Linked DNA regions of Homo sapiens: region 2 is linked to region 1. A link is a loop called in an ENCODE intact Hi-C map of the cell type or tissue named here. Cell type or tissue: tibial artery. All regions are shown on one strand.

Evidence for each region. A loop is a pair of places that touch in the nucleus more often than their neighbours do. Peaks named below come from ENCODE experiments on the same cell type or tissue, not always from the same donor. Only the 100,000 strongest peaks of a DNase experiment are listed, where the experiment ranks them.
Region 2: a loop joins it to region 1, with 10 times the contacts of the local background. A loop is called at or near these places in 14 of 110 quality-filtered maps.

Annotation. Positions count from the first base shown.
Region 1 is chr15:70,512,576-70,517,575 of GRCh38, forward strand. No RefSeq gene overlaps it. Among named protein-coding and RNA genes, the nearest start is that of LINC02205, 9.1 kb to the left of the region's middle. RefSeq lists enhancers at 198-277, 4,202-4,778. In tibial artery, no CTCF peak of the experiment used is centred here; no DNase peak of the experiment used is centred here.
Region 2 is chr15:70,464,295-70,469,294 of GRCh38, forward strand. No RefSeq gene overlaps it. Among named protein-coding and RNA genes, the nearest start is that of LINC02205, 39 kb to the right of the region's middle. In tibial artery, a CTCF peak has its summit at 2,834 (motif pointing left); DNase peaks (open chromatin) are centred at 2,177, 2,807 and 4,717.

The sequences.
Region 1 (5,000 bases):
ACACATGGACATAAAGATGAGAACAGACACTGGGGACCACCAGAGTGGGGAGAGAGGGAGAGGGGCAGGGGCTGAAAAACTACCTATTGGATACCATGCTTATTACCTGGGTGACAGGGTCATTCATATCCCAAACCTTGGCAACATGCAATATACTCGGGTAAGAAATCTGCACATGTAACCCCTGAATTCAAAATAATAGCTGAAATTTTAAAAAAGAATTTGCTGGTGGGGCACCCTTCGGAGTTGGCAGCAAACCAGGCGGTCGTCCCAGGTGAATCCTTGAAGGTAGGGCTGGCCCTACCCAAAATTATGTACTCCATGCTTGGCTCTACAGCACCCTCTTCCTGCCAAGTCAGGCCACTACCACTGTCAGTGCAGCCCAGAGACTTGAGCACCCCACAGTGGCCGCACCTCTGCTCTGCTGGCCCCAAGTAAATGGCACACACAGCATAGTGGCTCCAACACTGAAGATTTTTCCTGGACACAGCAGCCCGTGGCCCTTTGTTGAGCCACACAAAGACAAAGCAGCTCAATTGCGATACCTAGCAGGCTAATGTAAGCTTGTACTCCCCCAAATTAAAAGGGATCAGTGGCATATATTAGTTATGCTAGAAAAAGAAACAAGATAACATTTTTTTTTTTAACAGAAAAGCAAAAATGACAGAGGTGCAGAGTGGGGAGAGGTGGGGCGAAGAATGAGGGGAAAAAAATCAATTTTCCACAAACTACATTCCAGGGCACAAAGTGGAGAATGGGAAAATTAGTTTCCAGAACGACTCCTGTCTACTTTGTCCAAAAAATAAGGTTGACCTAGGAAAGTCTAGTTGGGGCAGAGAAGTGCAAACCGCGGTGGGATAGCAGCCTGGCCGGGTCCTGTGCGAGCAAGGGGGCACACACTTCACCCAGCCCTACGCTCTAAGGGATCCTCACTACCCAGCCCCTGCTCAGGAACCTTGACTGCCTTTGTCATTGGCTGCAATCGGCACAGGGCCCTCTGTCTAGCAATGACAGAAAGTGCCTTTAAATGCAGAGTTTTAGAGTGCCCCCCAAATGATCAAGTACAAAGGGCTGAGCACTGCCTGTGAAATGAGAACTGACAGATACATTCTCTACCCTAAGTGCTCATACAAGTAACCCAAATGCCTTCAGCCCTCTGGATTTCAAGGGTCACCTTTCCTCTAATAACCCAATCACTGCCATCCAAGCAGCCATCTCATATGGCAGCAGGGAGGCCAGTGTTCCCTGGGATTTCTGGGCCTCCTCATGGGCTCCGAACATGTTCAATAGGATCAACAGGACACTGATTTTTCCTTATTACCTCCACCCCCAGCTATTTGGTCCCAGGCTGCACCTGCACTGCATGGGGGTCACCTCCTGCCATCTCATAATTTGATTCTCCAGGCCACCGCATGCACCACTCCCTGACTGTTTCATCTCAGTCCTGGATGCGAGCCAGTGTCTCCACCCTCAAACTCAGCTAAGACCAAACCAGTATGTTAACACAATTTTACTGAAGGTTTAGGCATGATTTATGTACAACATGGAGGTTAATTTACAACTGCTGCTAGAAGTTACTAGTCTTAGAGCTCATCATCGAAAAACCTGACCTCAGAATGTTTGCCCAGCTCCCAGCAGGCTCCATATGGAGGGGAGCAGCTCTGTCTCCAGGAGCCACCACACCCCACCGTCCATTCTTTTGGCCCCAGAGGGAGAAGAAAAGCCTCCCCTCCCCAGGCAAGACCTGCCTCCTTCCATGCCCCAGGACATCCCTTTCCTTCAGGAGAAATTGTAGGCCTCCACAAGGTGTGGTCTGACCACCTGGACCCAGTCCCAACGATCAAAATGACTCCTGGTTTTAGGGGTCACCCTATTGAATAAGGGAAGTACAAGGGCCGCCCAAGCCCAGTCCCGTGCACAGTCATCTGAGAGGAAGAGAGAATGCAGCTCGCTCACCTCTTTTGGCCTAGTTCAGTCTTGGCTTCAGATCTCCCCAGAGAAAATTCAAGAAACGAGGATGAAAACAGCCTAGCGGACAAACAGTAATTTTCCAACATGAACTATTGTGAATCTAGATGTTGGAGGTAAGCAGGACTCTGATGCCACAAGATCAGGCTCTGCTAACACACTAGGTACATTCTAAACAGACACTGAACACCACAGGCTGCAGCCTCTGCTTCCAGGGCGCTTCACTGACGTTTCAGAGATTCCTCAAGAAAAATGGGCAGGTATCTACTGCCTCGACTTAAAGACCTCACCAAGTGGGACTGCCAAAATGATGAATTCCAATCTGCATCCTAGATTGCTGCAAATGTTTGCAGGTCCCCAGGGCAGTTTTCCAGCTCCAACTTGATTTTATAATCCAGTGTCTTATCAGATACTCCACATTAAATACATGGAAAATTGAGAACCCCTTTGTCAAATGTATCCAGGGGAAGAACAGCTGCAGTCCACACTCTTATTCTTCATCTGTCTCCTTTTCATCCAGGATCTGCCTCTGGATCCCATTCTGTCTATCCATCTAGCTTCCTTCTCTTTATCTATGTATCTACCTGTCATCTATATCTACCTATTATCTCTATGTATATCTGTCTACCTATCATCTATATCTACCTATCTATCATCTATATCTGATATGGTTTGGCTATGTCCCCACCCAAATCCCATCTTGAACTGTAGCTTCCATAATTCCGACGTGGTGTGGGAGGGACCCAGTGGGAGATAATTGAATCATGGGGGTGGTTTCTTGTGGTAGTGAATAAGTCTCACAAGATCTGATGATTTTATAAGGGAGTTCTCCTTTCGCTTGATTCTCATTCTGTCTCGCCTGCTGCCGTGTAAGATGTGCCTTTTGCCTTCCACCATGATTGTGAGGCCTCCCCAGCCACATGGAACTGTGAGCCCATTAAGCCTCTTTTTCTTTATAAATTACCCAGTCTCCGGTATGTCTTTATCAGCAGTGTGAAAACAGACTAGTACACTATTTATATATAATCCCATGCTAATCTTTGCTGAAATGGTCACCTTTCTGCATCAAAGCATTCTCAGGCTCTGTCTGTGACTGCTCACAGGTTGGACTTTAAATTCCTAGTCTCACCCATTGGATTCTACATCATTGTCCAGCTCTGTTCCTAGCACTTCCAAAGACTCAGTCAACACCAAGAATTAAGATAGCTTGTTTCCCTTCTAAGTGTGCCTCCTGCAAAATGCCTGCTGCTTCTTCATTTATGTCATCTTATTAAATTTATAAGTTTTCATTTCTAAAAATTTGAAAAATGCAGAAAAAATACTGCCTTGAAAAATATCTAGTTTGTTTAACAGCAATACAAAAATTTTTTAAAAAGGAAAGAATCCTATTCCCAAGACCCAGAATTAAACACTGTTAACTCCTTGGTATAGTTGTTTTCAGGGTTTTCAACTTTAAAACAAACAAACGGAAAAAAAAACTCACTGTATAAGTATCATTTTTAAAAAATAAGTTCATTATAAAGAACTTAAACAGGCTGGGCATGGTGACTCACACCTATAATCCCAGCACTTTGGGAGGCCAAAGCGGGTGGATCACTTGAGCCCAGGAGTTCAAGACCAGCTTGGGCAACATGGCAAAACACCATCTCTACAAAAAAAAAAAAAAAATATATATATATATATATACACACACACACACACACACACACACACACACACACACACAAATTAGCTGGGCATGGTGGTGCATGCCTGTAGTCTCAGCTACTCAGGAGGCTGAGGTGGGAGGATCGCTTAAGCCTGAGAGGTGGAGGTTGCAGTGAGCTGAGATCATGCCACTGCACTCCAGCCTAGGTGACAAAGTGAGACTCTGTCTCCAAAAATAAATAAATATAAATAAATAAAGAGGGTTCTCCACCCAGTTTTGACCAATTGTTGCCTCATGAGAAGGATGCAGGACCAATGTTCCTAATTCTTTCAATTTTCAAGAGAAGCCAGAAATACGGATTTTACATGGAATTTTCAAAAGTGGGCAATGAATTCAACAATTTTAAAATGTGCTGACCCCTCCAAAAAATGTGGGACTCATCCAATCCCCAGTCACATATTTGCAAGTCAGTAGTAAACGCTCAGTAAAGCAATGTGCTGATGCTGGTCATGCAGTTTGCACATTTGTTGAGGCTTTGGTGAGCCTCACCTGGAAAATAATATGCTGTGTCCTTTAACAGCTGCCCTCTGTTCGAGTGAAACAGCTTGAATTTCCACACTGGATAAACTCCATGCAGTTCTCTTGGTTCTGACTCTGTTTACCCCTGGCCCCTCACAGTCTTCTCCAAGGCCGGACTGTCTTGGCCACCCTCAGAGCACCTAGAGTGAGCTCAGGCTGGAAGTGGCAGCAGGAGGACAAGGGAAGCCACCAAAGGCCAAGAGCTGCAGAGGCTCCATTGCCAGCAGGTGGCCTGCACCAAGGGATCTATGGAATGCTCGGAGGACTCCCTGCTCTATCTAGTCTTCTCTCGGGCAGCAACTTCTCCACCCATATGTTGAAAAAGAGGAGATGCCATACACAACTGAAGCAGCAAAATCACTGAGTCTGTGTGACTTGGAGCAATAAGGCCAAGTCCCTAGCCATATCTGTGAAAAACATACCGAATTCCAACTGTCCTGTGGTGTGTACCTGTGCACACACCCATACTCACAAAGACGCACTCGGGGACAGTCATGCGTGCACACACACACACCCACAAATGCATAAGCACAGGAGCACACCCAGATTCCCACCCAGACGCTTCCACCTGTGCCCGCTCCTGCCACCCCACCCTGCATGCCCACAGGCACATAGCATGCACTTGCCTGTGTACACACGCGCCAGAGAGGAGAGGCTTCCTGGAAAGTCTGGTCTGCAGCACTGCCCTAACTGGGAACCAGCTTTACCAGCAAACCCCCTTCCCCCAGCCCTGCCCAGGGAGTCTGCCCCAGGCAGGGGCGCACATGGTGGAGTTGATGACCTCAGGTTCATAGAGGAGTTTCTC
Region 2 (5,000 bases), 48 kb before region 1:
CACATTGAGAATAAAATAGTAGTGTTAATTGTGATTTTTTTTTTATCATTACCCTCTTTTACAGCTGAGGAAATCAGACAGGGCTAGTGACCTATGTAAGGTCACACAGCTAGAAAACCGCAACACAATTAGCCAGGCATGGTGGTGCACGCCTGTGGTCCCAGCTGCACCAGAGGCTGGGGTGGGAGGATCCCTCGAGCCCGAGAGGTGGAGGCTGCAGTGAGCCATGATCTTGCCACTGCACTCCAACCTAGGTGACAGAGCGAGATCCTATCCAAAAACCAGCCAAACAAAAGAGAAATGGCAACACTGGTATTCATATCCGGGTCCATCTGATACCACTACTCCCCATTCAAAGATTTTAGTCCTTAAGGGTCAAGTTAAGAAGAGAAGCTCTGGAGTCCTTGAGCCCCAGAGCAAGGCCCCTGCAAAGGCAGCTGCCAGAGACTATGGCAGTCCCCAAAGAAGGGAGAGAGTCATCTTGATAAAGTCATGGGGGTAAGGCACTCTAGAAGGGCCTTGGGACTTCTCAGTAGTCCCAGGGCAATGGCTCTGGAAGAAAGCCATTTCCAGAGGTTGCCCATCCATGAAGACCAGCCAATGATTATGCCGAAAACACTCAGGGAGACAGCTCAGCAAGGCCAGTGGGTGGTGAAGGGCAAAGTCAGTGGGTGGTGAAAGGACCCCTGACCACAGATAAACATAAAACCCCACTGCCCAACACCAGAGCAGATGCATGACTAGCACCCACCTGTAAATGGTGGTAGCTGAGCATTGTATCACTCAAGACCAAAGTGGCAGAAGCCACTTCTGGTGAAGCATCCTTCCGTGGCAAGCCCACATCTAGACACAAAGTGGGCCAGGTGTCTGGAACCTAAGGGGAGCTTCCCAGCTCCCTGAGTATCCATTTTTCCAGCTGTGAAATGCAGATGATCAGACCCAGCTTCCAGGGCAGTTCTGAAGACTAAGGTTGGGTATACACAAGACAGAGTAGAAGGTAAGGTACAGAGTGTGATTAGCTTTCCTCCATGCATATCAGGGTGCTGGTAAGGTGTACTTGTGACCCTCTGCTCACCACTGTGCTCCTAATGCTCCTGCCCAAACCTGCTTCCCATTCCTTCAGAGAACTGGCTTCAAGATGGGCTTCTTCTGAGCTTCTCTCAATGTGACCCCCACACCTAATGGAGAATAAAACTGCAACTTGAATATCCCTGGACAGGTGTAGCTGATAGTTTTGTCTCCATGTTCTGGGGACCAATAAACATAAAAACCCTGACTTCCTCCAAAGATACTGAGTTTTCCATCATCAGTAGGTTAAAGGCAGAGGCCAGCACCACTTAGAGAAGAGACTGCAAAAGGGATTCATTCATTGAATAGAAGCCTTCAAAATCCACAAGGGTCGTCCTGAGCCTCTGATGCCCTGTGGTTGGACTTCATAACTACTTGGAAGGCAGAGCTCAAAGCCTTCTTGATAGAGGGCTTTCTGCCTATTGAAGGTATTTATGGGCACACAAGTTCAAAGCCAGTACAATATTGGCATGCAAGAATGAGAGAAGAATGAGGAGACAGGGTAGGAGTAGGGTGCCCCCATGGCCCAGCAGACCTTTCTGCGAAAAGGGCTTGCTCACTTCTTGAAATTCCTGAAACTCCACCTCTACAGCCCCAGAAGGCTGAGCTGTGATAAAATCTACCCTCTCCCAAGGCCTGAGGCACACCAGGTATCCAGGAGGGAGATGAACTCACACTCACTTCCAGAAACATCTTAAGATTCCACGATGGTTGCTCTGAAAATCTGTTGGAGGCTCAGAAAGGCACCAAGGCCGCTCTTTGGAAGACAAGCAGACAGCAGCGAAGGGAACCAAATCCTCAATGACTCTGGGGACTGGAGCCTTTGAAAAGAGATGGTTTAATGAAAAGGTGCTGTCAAGAGCTAGCCGCCTAGAAGGCAGCTAGTCCTCGGCTGGCTGCTTTTTCCCTGTTGCCTCCCTTCTCGCTTAGTCAGGAGCTCCTGCTCAGCCCTGCAGACCCCCAGACCTCAGTGCCTGAGAATTAATCCTTGCTGGTTTGGACAAGAAGGAGCCATAGCCCTCAAATGCACAGGCCTCCTTGATGCCTGGAGACTGTCCTGTTACCCAGCCTGTGGCCCTGGGTTCTAGACCTGTTGTCCCTGCCGACGCTCCATCTGCCACTTCCCCAGCCAGGTGGTGACCATGGCAACCGTGGCTTGGAGAAGACAATGCAGCCACAGATGGTTTTCTACAGATGGGTCAAGTGCACAAAGTTATTCATTGTTTGGCCAAGGGGACTTCTAGCTTAGAATTAGAATGCACCTCTAGGGAGGACTTAACCTTGACAAGTAATTTCTTATTTAATTTTCAACACTCCTTTGATATGGGTACTATTATGATTCCCATTTTAGAGACAGGGAAACTGTGAAGGAATTTGTCCTTGGTCACACAGCTAGGAAGTGACAGAGCAAGGATTTGAACCCAGATTGGTATTATTACCAATTATTATTACCAATCTGGGTTCAAATCCTTGAATCCAGTTCAAATCCTTGAATCTGACAATAGATAGATTGGCTTTAGAGTCAAGCTCACACACTTTCCTCCTTGCCCGGAGCTCCCTAATGCTGACACACTGTCTTGGAGCACCCTCTAGATGCTCATCTGATGCCTGATTCCTTGGCCCCATCTTTAACCTCCAAGTACTTCCAGGCCTGGCCTTCCCCCCGGGCTCAGCCTCCTCCTCTACAACTGCTCTCCCTGCTTCTGTTCTGCCTCTGCTCTTCTTCCTGGGTTCTGGAGCTGCTGCCACCTGCAGGCCTCATGTGCAAAGATGCTTGAGCTCTAATACAGGATGTCAGAGCAGGAGGGCTGGGGACTGAATCCCTGCTATGTATGCTCCGCCGTGGTGGCCAAGTGAGGGCAGAGGCCCAGGAGTTTTAGTCTCCTGGAGAGATTTGCATCTGGGCTATTCTGCAATGACAATCTGGATCCCACAGGAAAAAATGGGGGTGCACTAAAGTCAAGTGCACATAAGCAGTAGGAGGCATTGAGATGAGCTCCAAGGGAGATCTTACATCTGAGATGAGTCAGTCTCCTGCTGTAGTCCTGCCTAAATGCTCTCAGAAGGAATATTTTGTGTGTGTTTCTATACTACCTTTCTTTTCTAGTTCAGGAAGGTCTTTACTCACTGGACCATAATGCAGCTGGAGGAATGTATGAAGCTATGAGATGTCCCCGTGATTGAGATTAGGATGGGCTCTTTCCCTCCAAGTCATAGATACAATCAACACTGATCAGTGAGGGATCAAGAGAGCCACAACCTCGTGGTGACAAACAGATTTAGAATCTGCGGCTGAAATTCAGACTGCGCTGCAGAGCTGGGCATTGTCTGCCAAGGGACCCAGTCCAGTAGGAGAGAAAGAATAAGTCTACATAGCTCTGGTTTTATTTCTAGATTTGCCACTGGGACACTGTGCCAGCCTCGGTGGCCACCTCCCTTGCCCTCCATAGGTAATTCACATAGAGGAAGAAAGTGGGTGGAAGAAAGAAAGAGTAGTGGTTAACTTTGCACCCTGTAAGAGGTAAGCACTACGGGAGTTGCTTTACATAAACTACCTCCCAATCCCCTAGGGGGCAAGTAGCAGATTCCCACTTTAAAAAGGAGGAACTGGGCTCAGAAACATAAACCCCAACATCACACAGCGACTTAGTAATATGTATGGAATGCAAAGCAATAACAATAGCAATAATAGTAATACCAATCTGGCAACAGTTGATATGTATGTAGAACAAGCTGTGTTCTGGACAATATATTGATTCCTTGAAACCTCACCCAAAATCCATCAGGTCAGTATTATTATCCCCATTTTACAGATGAGGAAAATGAATATCGAGATCTGTGAATCCCACCCAGTGCCAGCCGCCCTGACATCTTTCCTCTTCATGTCACAGAATTGTCATGAGGACCAATGGCATCGGGCAGCAGAAAACATTGCATATTCCCCAAAAGAAAGTGGCCCCTGGGCTTTCCTTTGCTTCCTTCCCAGAGTGAGCCATGCTCTGGAAGGGATATTTCCATAGCTGTCCTCTTACAGCATCAGTAAGCACCATGACTTTCAGGAGTACAGGATTGCACCTTTGACGGCTCCAGGCCCACAACCGATTGCATTCCTAGACCACAGGGAAGGGCAGCAGATCACTGCCTCATCTGCCCAGAGCTGTGGAGGCAGCAAAGGGTGTTTAACCTCTGCTGGTGAATTGAAAGCCCAGGAGCTGGTGCAGATTCATTTTGTTTTATTTCTTCTGTGCTCCCATAAAACGGAGTAGGGGGTTTCACAGGTGCAAGTACTGCTGGGGAAAATCCTGGGGGTGGGGGCAGGGTAAGGGTGGGGAGGAAGAACTGGCTTAGCTGCCAATCTGGAATGGGTAAGCAAGTGGGAGAACGAATAGGAGATGAAGGACTGAGGATAAGAAGGGTAGGAGAGGGAGACAGACAGACAGAAAGAAAGACAGAGATGGAGACATAGAAACAAAGAGACAGAGACCAAAGCAGAGAGATAGGGAGAGAGAGAACACCAGGGCCGAAACTCTCCTCACTGACGCTGCTACTAGAAGGTTGGGCTGGGCCTGCGTCTGCCCAGGGCATGTGATTCTTGGCCTCTACTGGTCCTAGAGTTCTACCACCTTCCAAAGAACAGAGCAGAAAGGCTGCTTCTAGTCCAGGAACTTGCAGGATGAGGCTCCATCACGGTGACTGTACTCTAGATCAGCCTCACCACACTACCTGCAGCATGCATGGCCTCCTGAGCATGCTCATGTGTGCCATGCAACCTCCTACAGGAATGAGGTTAGAGAATGGAAATTTAAGCTTAGAAGGAGAGGCAACATGTTTAGGGTCACCCAGGAAGTTAGTTTCCTGCAGAGATTGGAGCCCCAGCCAAGGAGTTCACCATCCTGCAGGACCAGGGACCTGCTGATTCTTGGAGGTGAGTC